Linked DNA regions of Homo sapiens: region 2 is linked to region 1. The links are chromatin loops, found by intact Hi-C in ENCODE. Cell type or tissue: PC-3. All regions are shown on one strand. Links, peaks and the distances in the headings refer to the core of each region. The heading gives the core; the rest is flanking DNA. Region 1 has its middle 52 kb from the start of SPATA18. Region 2 holds the start of DCUN1D4 (defective in cullin neddylation 1 domain containing 4).

The links. Peaks named below come from ENCODE experiments on the same cell type or tissue, not always from the same donor. Only the 100,000 strongest peaks of a DNase experiment are listed, where the experiment ranks them.
Region 2: it touches region 1 in a loop (3-fold over the local background); 1 of 110 quality-filtered maps calls a loop at or near these places.

What each region holds. Positions count from the first base shown.
Region 1 is chr4:52,100,572-52,105,954 of GRCh38, forward strand. No RefSeq gene overlaps it. Among named protein-coding and RNA genes, the nearest start is that of SPATA18, 52 kb to the left of the region's middle. In PC-3, for the core only: a CTCF peak has its summit at 2,931; DNase peaks (open chromatin) are centred at 2,230, 2,960 and 4,920; H3K4me3 peaks cover 488 bases; H3K27ac peaks cover 1,430 bases.
Region 2 is chr4:51,840,668-51,846,050 of GRCh38, forward strand. It overlaps DCUN1D4 (defective in cullin neddylation 1 domain containing 4), which reads left to right and starts at 2,486. Exons shown (of 11, transcript NM_001040402.3): 1 at 2,486-2,600. The coding sequence starts at 2,576. RefSeq lists silencers at 2,214-2,363, 2,374-2,423, 2,514-2,863, 2,964-3,043, 3,594-3,713. In PC-3, for the core only: a CTCF peak has its summit at 2,315 (motif pointing right); DNase peaks (open chromatin) are centred at 2,314 and 4,124; H3K4me3 peaks cover 3,564 bases; H3K27ac peaks cover 2,442 bases.

The DNA of each region.
Region 1 (5,383 bases), core at 330-5,329:
AATTTAGTACTTTTTATTGATAATTTGGCAGAAAGCTTAGGATGTTCATAGGTTTCCCAAAATATCTTCTGAAAGATAACTAATAACTGGTACTTAATCCAGCATTTACCATGTACCCGACATTGTGCCAAAACTTTACATTATTAAACCCATTTCACACAGGGAGAAGCTGAGGCTTAAGGTTATTATTAAGTAATCTGCCTCAGGTCACATAGCTAGTAAATGTTGGAGTGAAGGTTCAAACCCAGGTTTTCTGATATTCAACCCACCCTCTTGTCAATAACTCTATAGGATGTTAGTAAGATTTAGAGTGAAATGAGTCCTATGGTCAGACAGGCCTGGAAAACACTGAGGTAAGAGTGAGTTTAACAGGTCTTCTCCTAATCCTCTACTGTGCATGAGAATCTTTAAGAAGAAGAATGTAATATGCAGCATTCTCCAAACTGATTTCACCAAGGAACCCCTTTCTTCATGAAGCTCTTGCCACTGTACTGTGCCAGAAGATCTGTTTTAGAAAATGCTTCCTTGGGACCTGTTTCCTTCGAATTAAAGATGTTGCTGACCATTTGGAGTTATGTTTTATCACCAGATAAACAGTTTTCACCCAACAAATTATCTACTAAAGGCCAAAACCTTTTACAGAAATCTCTTCTTTATATCTATGTTTCCCTTTCGTCTATTCTATCTTTTCCTTTCATCTATTTTCTACACCCTTCTATTAACTGTATCATAAAATAAAATTCACTTGAGCCCTAATATTTATGTCAGTGTTGTTTTTCCTGTGTTTCTATTTTTCCTTAAGTCCCTTACCCTATTGTACCTTTTCATCTTCACTTCTATTTTTTCTCCCTGCTTCTCTTATAATTTCTTTCTTTCTCATGGTTTGAGTTTTCCTAATTAATCTCCCTGATGCAAATCCATTTATGCTTCTTAAATACAGGCACCCATAAGCCAGATGCAGAAAGACAAAAATATCACATGTTCTCACTCATGGGGGAGCTAAAAGTAGTTGATCTCATGGAGGTAGAAAGTAGAATGATAGTTACTAGTGGCTGGGATGGGTGTGTGTGTTTTGGGGGGATTGTGGGGAGATAAAGAGAGGTGAGTTAATCAGTACAAACATACATGCAGATAGAATAAGTTCTAATGTTCAGTAACACATTAGGGTGACTACAGTTAATAACAATATATATTTCAAAATAGCTAGAAGAGAGGGTTTGCAATGTTCCCAACACAACAAAATGATAAATGCTCGAGGTGATGGATATCCTAAATACCATGACTTGATTATTACACATTCTATGCATGTAACAAAATATGATATGTACCTCATAAATATGCAGAAATATTAGGCATCAAAAAATTTATGAAAAAATACAGACACCTAATCTTAAATGGAATTATGAGCCAATGAAAGTGACAAATACACATTATTCAAAATTAGGACACACTAAATAGCATTTCATGTGAAGATTCATTTATATCATAATTCATGAATGCATTTTATGAACATTTCAAATTATGTTTCACATTTAAAAAATATATGGGTTATTAAAAAGTGACAAGTTTTAAGATGAATTACACTTCCAATAAGTCTGAGCTTTGAATATACTTAGATTTTGAGTAACTTCAATGAAAATGTTGACTAGTATTTTCAAAGTTTGTTTGATGATGAAAATCACTTGGCTTGATTATTAGAGGTAAACTCTTGGATCCCACCTCAAGCTCCCTGGATCAAAGTCTCCAGGGACATCTGTATTTTCAACATCAGTAGCCAAGTGTGAAAAACACTAGTCTGGACCATCCTTAATGCCCGACAAGGAGAATATTGCAAAAATAAATTATTGCATATATGATGGGGCAGCATCATACATGCAATAGATGGAAATTTCTAAATGGAAAATGATGTCTCCGTTTAAAAGACTCTCAGAATGTTATTTGCTACAATCCAGAAATAGATAATTTACTGAAAATTCATATGTAAATAGCTAATTATGGGCTATGCAATTAAATTTTCAATAAAAGGAGAAGGATGAGAAAGTATAGTACTTCTGTCTTCCCTAGAGGTAAAAATTTGCTTATCTTGTGGTTTATATTTGGACAGCTTCTTTGTTGAACTGACAGAATATGTTTTCTTACTAAACTTATAAGTCATTTCCTTCCATCTTACAAGTCTGTGTTCACTATGTGTCATTGAGATTTGCAGTCATAGACTTAGAATAATGAGTCCCTATTGGTCATTGTTTGATTAGTCATGGTCATCTGCCAAATAGAGCTAGATGTCACCTGGATGATTCAGATTTGGGAACATCTTTATAGTTATTCATATGAGTCTCTAGAGAAAAATCTAAAATGGAGTGAAACTGACATTCAAATATTAGATCTCACAGGTGGCCTACCTCAACTAAAATTTTCGCAAACACTGAATAGAAAAATTTGGCTTTTTCTGTTTACTTGGCAAATGTTCCAAAGATAATACTTGAATTGAACTTGTTGCAATTTCCATTCATGAAAATTGAAGCATTTTTCTTCTTTTCAAGTCTGGGTATAATTTCTTATCATTACAGTATCTTAGTGTTGACAAGTACGTTCTGAAAATCTCCAGGAAAGGGCCAAAAGTAACTCCACTTGGAGTGTGCCAGCGTTTCAAATACATTGGCTAATAGATCTAAGAGATGCCTTGGTGGCAATGACAGATTTTCCTCTTTGTGTTTTCCTTGACTGAATTAAACTTTTCTTCATCAAATAGCCAAAGGTGATAATGTAAGATAAAATGACACTGATTACTGGAAACCAAAGTTGTACAATTTCCTGGGATGAGCTCTCCCTCTGTAACCAAACTTGATCGACAATTGGAGGAAATTCTAGGGACATAAATCAGTTCCCATCATTGATCCTATTAGGGTCTCTCTAGTTCACCTAGGCCTGGTGTTTCCCTGGGAAATGTATGGAGTTAGCCATGAGATGGCAATGTTGCTTAGGAAATGAGAGGATACCAGCAGTTAGTAATAAGATTCAAATTGGGAAACAAATAGCAACTCCTCAGATAAAATTTATAACTTAATTACTGGTCTTACTGCTCTCCATGAATTTGGATAATAAATTGATGGAGGGTAGCCAGGGATAAAATAAAAAGTGTGATAGAAAATTTGAAGTGTTAAATAACTATATATGTAATAAAGGATTTATGCATTTGATCCCATTAAGGCAATTAAAAAAAAAAGAGAGAAAAAAATAAAAATAAAAATAAAAAATAAAAAAATGTGAAAAAAAAAGAAAATGTGGAGTGTTAAATAACTGTATATGTAGTAAAGGATTTATGCATTTGTTCCCATTAAGGCTCAGGAGGCAACTTTTCTGCTAGAACATTTTTTTTTGCTACTTTAAAAAAATCCCCTTATGCAAACCAATACCATCATCTTGTCAACTTGGAGTTCTTATTGCAATTTGTTAACAAATGTTTTGGATGTAGGTCTTTGCTCTTAAACATGGAAAAAAGGAGAAAATAATGGTTTCTTTCATGATCCTCTATGATTTCCAAGATTTTCAAATGATTAATATTTTACATGACCCAAACTCAATTTCAGAAACTCTTAGGGTTATTTCAAGTAAGTGTTTTAGTTTTCCCCTAAAAGATGGAATAATATTGCTAAGCAACTCTCAAAGAAATTGTAGGAACTTGCCAGAGTGAAATTCCTAGAGTACTTGAAAGAGGCACAATTCTGTATGAAGGCAAAAAAAATATAGTTAATAATAATTTTTTTTTAAAAAAATCTCTGCAGAAAGAAATATTTCAACTCTGTGGGTTTTATTGAGAGTAGTGAGTGTGGTATCTACTTTATTATTTCTCTAGCCATGCTTTGAGGGCAGCAGATTGTGGATGCTCTGTGCAAAGTTCAGGACTCCAGGTAATGAAGTCTGCAAGGTATGGCTGAGCCAAAGGTACTGCGTTTTCACTGGGCTGGTTCCCCTCAGGTTTAGACCAACAGACCTTCCAGGACTGGCTTAAGGAGTGTGGGATTGAGTCCATTCTGCACGAACACACAGACGTGAGCACACACACACACACACACACACATTACCACAGATACTGTCAAACTGAAAAGGCCCAAGATGTGGCTGTGGGCAGTTTTACTTTGAATATGTAAAATATTCCAGCTAGAAAGCCTGTTTTTTTTTTTTTTTTTTGAGAGGGAGGGTTCAAAGAGAGAAGCTACTCACACCTTGAGTCTTAAAAGAAAAAAATCACTCACTCATGAAGTAAAATATCTTCCCCTTCTTAGAGTAGTGTCTGAGTTGAGTTGATGCCAACTTTAAAATAACCCTCAGGCCAGAAACTTCAGAAGAAGGACCCTGGAGATCTTATTTCTGTAGAGGGATGTAGGGCCTGTAGGGAGACTTGTGTCAGGAATAAAAGGGTATAGAAAAAAGACCAGAAATGACTCCCTGAGGTTGACCCTTGTTAAGGTGCCATCTTGCAGATATAGGGTGTTGATCTGTCTTCCTTACCTTCTCTCCCTTCTCCTTTCCTCCCTACTTGGATTTTGCCCTAACTGGGAAAAATCTCTCACTGCAACCAGACTTTCCTACCAGAGGTGGAAATTCTCTCTGAGCACTGGAAGGAAGCAGAAATTGATTTGGGTGGGCAAGAAAGAAGGCTGTAGATGAGTCAGTGTGAGGGGCGTATTTGAAGTGGAAAGAGACAGGGGAGAGAGAGAGATACTGGAGTAAATATAGGTACATTAGAAGGATGGCAGATAACTGGGTTATCCCATCCCCATTCTCCAGAATTGCTGAGCCCTGCATAGCTCTATTACTCAGGGAGAACCAACTCCTGACCCGCCGAGCCGCATGGTCAGGCTGTTTGTTCTGTGGAACTAGTGCCCAAGCCTTGGATTCAGGCCATTGAGGTGAGAACTTCTGCTCTGCCCATGGCTTCCTTTGTGAACTTATGTGAGTCACTTAACTTCCCAGAGACTCACTTTCTTGATGAACAAAATGGAACATCTGTGGGAGCTGAATTTGAAACAATACAGAAGATGTGTTAAATAAGCAGGCTGAGAACGCAAATTTCTATAGAACGTCAAAGAAGCAGCTATAAAGTGACAAGTTGTTTCTTGCTGGAGTTGCTGAGCATTTCCCTGCTCTGTGGACCTACCCTCCCCAAACCCAATCCCTTTCTCCCTTGTAGCCACTGCTCATTTCTTTGAGTTCCCTGGGCCTCCAGCCTTCAGTTCCTGGGTATGGACCATCATGGGCATTTCCAAGAATCCTGGGACTTTACCTGGGAGAAGCTGCCAGTGAAGGCAGGACACTATGTTAGCCAAGGAAAAACATGAAGAGTGTACAGGTTACCAGGGCAGGCCTGGTTCTCATACCAGCT
Region 2 (5,383 bases), core at 58-5,057, 260 kb before region 1:
TTGAAAGCATTGTACTAGGTGCTAGGCAAGTAAAAAGATAACTATAACAAGTTTCCTGATATCAGAGGTTTATATGGTGTGGATTATTTAAATGACCAGGTAATATTTGCAGAGCATTATGTAGTCATTTTATTATACTTTGTAAAACGTGGGGGCAGTGAGGGTCAGCCGACTAGGAATGAGCTTTGCCTCTCAATCCTTAGGCTATAGCTGACTCTTTATAAAGATCTGGGTAAATTACCTCTAAGTCTGTTTTCTACTTGAAAATAATCATACTGACTCAACTGAAAGCAATGTTGAGAAATAACAGAGGTTGTACATTCTATAAATTTTTATGGACACCATGCATATGCCAGGCCAGTGTTGGGAGCTGGGGCAAAGCAGCCGACCCATCCTTCATCTAGCTTAACTCTTATACACATTATTATAAAGTATGCTGCAAATAAATTAATAGAGCAAATGACTAGCTATAATTAATTGTGGGCTTATTGTAATTTAGAGGTGTCACGAAGGAAGCCCTTTTCTGTGCAAAATAACATGTGTCTCAGTCTTTGAAGTACCATGGTAAACGGTAAAAAAAAAAATCATAAATATTACACACACAAAAGATTTGAAACTTGTATTAAATGACATATAATTTATTATTTCCTAGATGTAGATTAAGCTGAAACATAAATAGAATAAAGAATGCAGGAGCAGCTTCCCTGCTCAGAGTAAGGGCGGATATTCTTACTGCTAGATCTGCCCAACAAGCAATCCCCTATCTCAGAGTCCAGAGGTACCTACCCATCACTGTGGGGCCCCGCTGAGGTACTGTCATGATAAAGGTGATCAATAAGGATGTTCTATGAGAGATTCTTGTCTTGCGAAAGAACCTGAAGCAAATAATAAATAACTTCAGGTACAGTTCTGAGATTCCATAAAGTGATTCATAAATGTTTGAATGATAAAAATATTATATAAATAGTATTATAAGGATGTAATTTATTAAAGAGAAATTAGCGATTAAGATGGAGGGAGCATTTTACCATGGGAGTGCTGTGGGACACAGAAACTGGTTTGTCTGAGCCCCTTCCAAATAGCATAACATTTGTGTCCTGATTTAAAATCTAAATTTCAGAGCCTGGAAACCCAAAAGCCTGGGCTGTAGAAATCTAAAACCAAAAAGACCGTGCGTTCTGTTACCTGTGATTTGTGGTGTCACCTACTCTTTGAGGCTCCCAGATGGCCCAGGGCCTTAGGATATGGGGATGCCTTGTAGGTGTGTTGTTGTTGGAGTTGGTGGCTGGGATGAGGGTGGAGGCAGGGTAGGGTGGGGGTGGGTTGGGGTGGGGGGAATCCTCCGTTAATATCTCGAAATATTGTTCTGTTACCATAATGCGGTGTGATAAGTTAGCTTCAAGTATTGAAAAATCAGGGCAGGACTCATGGAAATGGTGCGAATTCTTGACTTAGGGTCAGAAGAATTCACCAAAATTAACGTCTCCCTCTGCCAAATAACAGCCAGTTTCAATTTCTGGACGGCCTCTCCGCGGGAGTGACAGGTTTTCTTAGATGCCGCCGGGGGTCTTTCACGGGCTGGTGGTCTGCCCCCTGGACTCGTCCATGTGTTAGGCTCAGTCCGCAGCTCAGAGCGCGGCCCTGTATTTCTGTCTGATGTCTGGGGCATACAGATGTGTGTGACGGACAATGCTCGTGGCATTCGAAGCCTCTTTAACAGACATTAGTGACTAGAGGAAAGAAGTGTGCGAACTCTGCGAAACAAGTATGCGGACTCTGGAAAAGAAGTACATTTCGAAAGTGGGGAGAGGATGGATCTTCGTAGGAGAAATGGAAATTTGCTCCCCACCAGAAGGTTTGCTGGAAATTAAGACGCGGCAATTCTTAATCCAGTTTCCTGCGGTAGGAAGCAGCTGACAAGAGAAGTCCCAGTCCGAGTTCGGCGCGAACTGGACAAGTGTCGTGGGACAAGTGGCGGGAGACCCGGCCGCGTCGCGCCGGGCGCTAGGGACGGACGCATTTCCCTACTTCCAGCAGCTGGTACGAGCCGCCCCCAACTGCGCTGCGCTGCTCTATTCTTTGGGAAACACTTCGCGTGCTTTGTTTCAGACGCCGACCCATCTTTCTTGGTGGGTCTCCAGCTCCACCAATCCCGCCCGCCACTGGGCGGGGTTTCAGGGTCAAGGTGGACCAATTTCCCAGCTTCGCCCCTACACGCGCTCTCGGACCCCTGGGGGTGACTGACAGCAGCCGGGCCCAACCCGCTGCTCCGGAGCATGGCCTCCGCCAGGGGCGTTACGGAGACAAGGCCCCAGGACCAATCGTATTGGCCAGTGGGGGGCGGGGCCTCGTTGCCAGCTCCAGACCGGCGCTATGGGCACTCCTTTTGTCAAATGAGAGACGCAGCAGGGCGGCCCCTGAGCCGCGGTTTAGCCAATGGAGAAGGCGAGATGGGCGGGCTGGGAGTGCCCGGCGGCGGGTCCTCAGCTTCGAGCCGAGGTGCAGTGAGCTGGTGGGGGGACCGCGAGGCGAGCGCGGGAGCCTGGGCGGCGAGCCGGGTGTGAGCTGCCTGAAAATGCACTCGGATGCCGCCGCTGTCAGTGAGTAGCAGAGAGCCAGCCAGCGGGCCGGGGCCGGGCGGCTGCCAAACTCGCCACTCGGCTCCCGCAGTCCCCGCCCCACGCCTCGGGTCCCGAAACGCGCCGGGAGCCCCTGCCTGGGAACCACCCCTTCCCCTCCCGGGGCCGGGGCGGGCGGTGACGCTGCGGGCGGCGTGGGGCGGGGGCGGGCGTGGGGGGAAGGGACCGGCCTGCGGGGAGGGCGGAGGTGAGGGGGGTGGGGACTGGCTCTCTTTCAGTGTTGGGGGAAGGGAGGGCTGGACGTGCGATGAAGGGCCGAGATCGGAGTGTCCGGGGTGCATGGAGGTGGAGGCAGCGTTGGGCTGTAGCGGGCAGGGCCGGGGATGTGGGGGGGTGGCACCGGCGGGGAGAGGGAGGGAGCGAGCGAGCGAGCGGGGCACAAGGGTGAGGATTTCCAAAGGGCTGAGTGGTGCGGGCGGCTCCGTGAGAAAGGCGGGTGAGTGCGAGGGGGGCGCGGGGGCGGGGACAATGGGAAGAAGGGCTGGTTGGCGGGGGGGTGGGGGGGGGGCGGCGAACAATGGGGTGGGGGAATGGGGGCAGCGGCCGAGCGGGGCAGGAGGGCGGGCGACTGGACGAGGGCTGATGTAACGGGAAAGCGAGGTGGTGGGAGGGACTGGGGTGTAATGGTAGTTGGGGAGTCCTGCGGGGCGGGAGGGGCGTTGGAAGGGCGGTGGGTAACGGAGAGTGGTGGGAGTGGAAGATGTTGGGGTAAAGAGATGGGGCAGGTGTGGAAGGGTAGGGCGATTGGGAGGAAGAGGAGAAAAAGGTGGGTAGGATTTGGGGTGGCAGAGTGGGGGCAGGGGTGGAGAATATGAAATGGGGGTGAGGAGCTAGTCGGGGAGGAAGGGGAGGTGGGGCGGAGTTGGGCAGGAGGACTGTCACGTCCAGATTCGGTCCGGAGCCGGGCTAAGGGGGTGTCAGACTGTGCTTAGGGGAGGTACTTCCTCTCCCTGTCGAGGCAGGGTCCCTTGAAGGGGGGAGTCCAAGCTTCGGGGTGCGGAGAGAGGAGGGGGCGGGGCTGAGGTGGAGGAGACGGGGTAAGTGCCCTAAGGTTGGAACTGGCCGTGGTTCCCCCCGGACGGCGGGAAGCGAGGTCAGCGCTGGCGCGGGCTCCGGCAGCGGGACTAGGAGGCGGGGCAGGGGTGCGGGCTGCGGGGTTTCAGCAGCGGGAGCCGGAGGGGTCGGGCCCTGATGGCCGGGTCGGGGGCTTGGCGCCGGGGAGGTGTCGGGGTCCCTGGCAGTCCGTGGGTTTGATAGTCTGTGACGCAGTTGTCTAATTTCTGGCTATCAGGTGTGGGGGTTGGTGCCATGGAACCCGCTTCCTTAGAGGGATGGCCGGGCCCTAGGCCGCGCCCCACGCCCGGGGGGCGCGACTTCTCCCAGGCGTGCTGGGAGGGCGCTTGAGGGGTTTCCTTTAGGGTTTGTCTCCAGTCAACGGGTATGAAGGGGAAAGGCGGTCCCGCCGAATTCTGGGACTTGTAGTCGCGGCCGCGCCCGGCCGCGGTTGGGTTGGGTGCACGTGGGTAACTGTGGAAACGGGTCCCGGCATGCAGCGCGCCCTTGGAGCCTTCCTGCTCGGCCAACTCGTGCTTTATTCCCCGGCCAGCTCCTGCGCGCTCTCGGGAGGCGGTTGAGTTCCCAGGGACGGAGCGACTCCCCAGCCCTTCTCCCTTGGGAGAGGGAGAGCCCACGCCAGGCGCAGCCCTCTTCACGCTTAGGTTCTTGGTCCCCAAGTGAATTTCCCCCTGCATTTTGTGGCCTTACTTGTGGAATAAATGCTTGGTCTTGTACCATCATGCGCACGGGTTGTGGGAAAACATTTAAGAAGCAACACAATGTAAAGCAGCCTTTAGAATGGTGTATTTAATTTTGGCATCCAGTGTGTGTAAGCACTGGGTTCCAGCATTCCCTTGCATAAATATGAGAACACAGTGGAGGTACACGTAACCCTTGTAACGATAATATAAACTATGTGTTGGTATTTCTTGGGGTGTTTGAAAAAATAACTGTCTTGAAATGAGTGATGGAGGTGGGTTAGTGGAATTTAGGGTGGAAATGTGAAGGTGAGCAAAGGTAATATGTGACGTCTTCAATTTTCGAAGAAGCTTGGAAAGCAAATGAGAATAGAAGAAAACTGTAAAAAGTGGAGAACCATAAGACTTTTTTTGTTTGCTTGTTTTATTATTAGCTGCAGGCTGCAATTCCTTCTCTCCTTAATACTAGAAACCTTCCTCTCCATAAGTAGACTCCCTAAACGTCACATCCTTCACCAGTTCCCTTTACTGTTTACAGGGAAGGGACTCCAGAATCTGTAATGTAGAAGGCTAAGATTAATGCAGAGATGATAGATTTTTGTATGTAATATATAAGGTATTATGAAACTACTTGCAACATAGTCATTAGAAGAATATTGTAATTTTTCTGATGATAAAAATATTACCAAGAAGTCCTAAGATTTGTAAACCTTTTGGTGTGGTTACAAACATACTGAACTTGGATACTTGATTGTTTGATGGTTCTTTTCATGATGAGTGAAAAATTGGGCAATGTGTGTGGTGTTCTTGTGGAGATCATTTATATCTATCTGTCATATTTTACTTAATCGTGTGGTGAAATATCCAGGAAACTCTTGGTAATATAAAAATATGTACAAAAATGTGCACTTAACTCTGGAATTTTTTCTTGCAGAGGGTAAAGTGATGAGGTTGAAAAACATGCAAGAGCTATAATTGTCTTCAAAATGG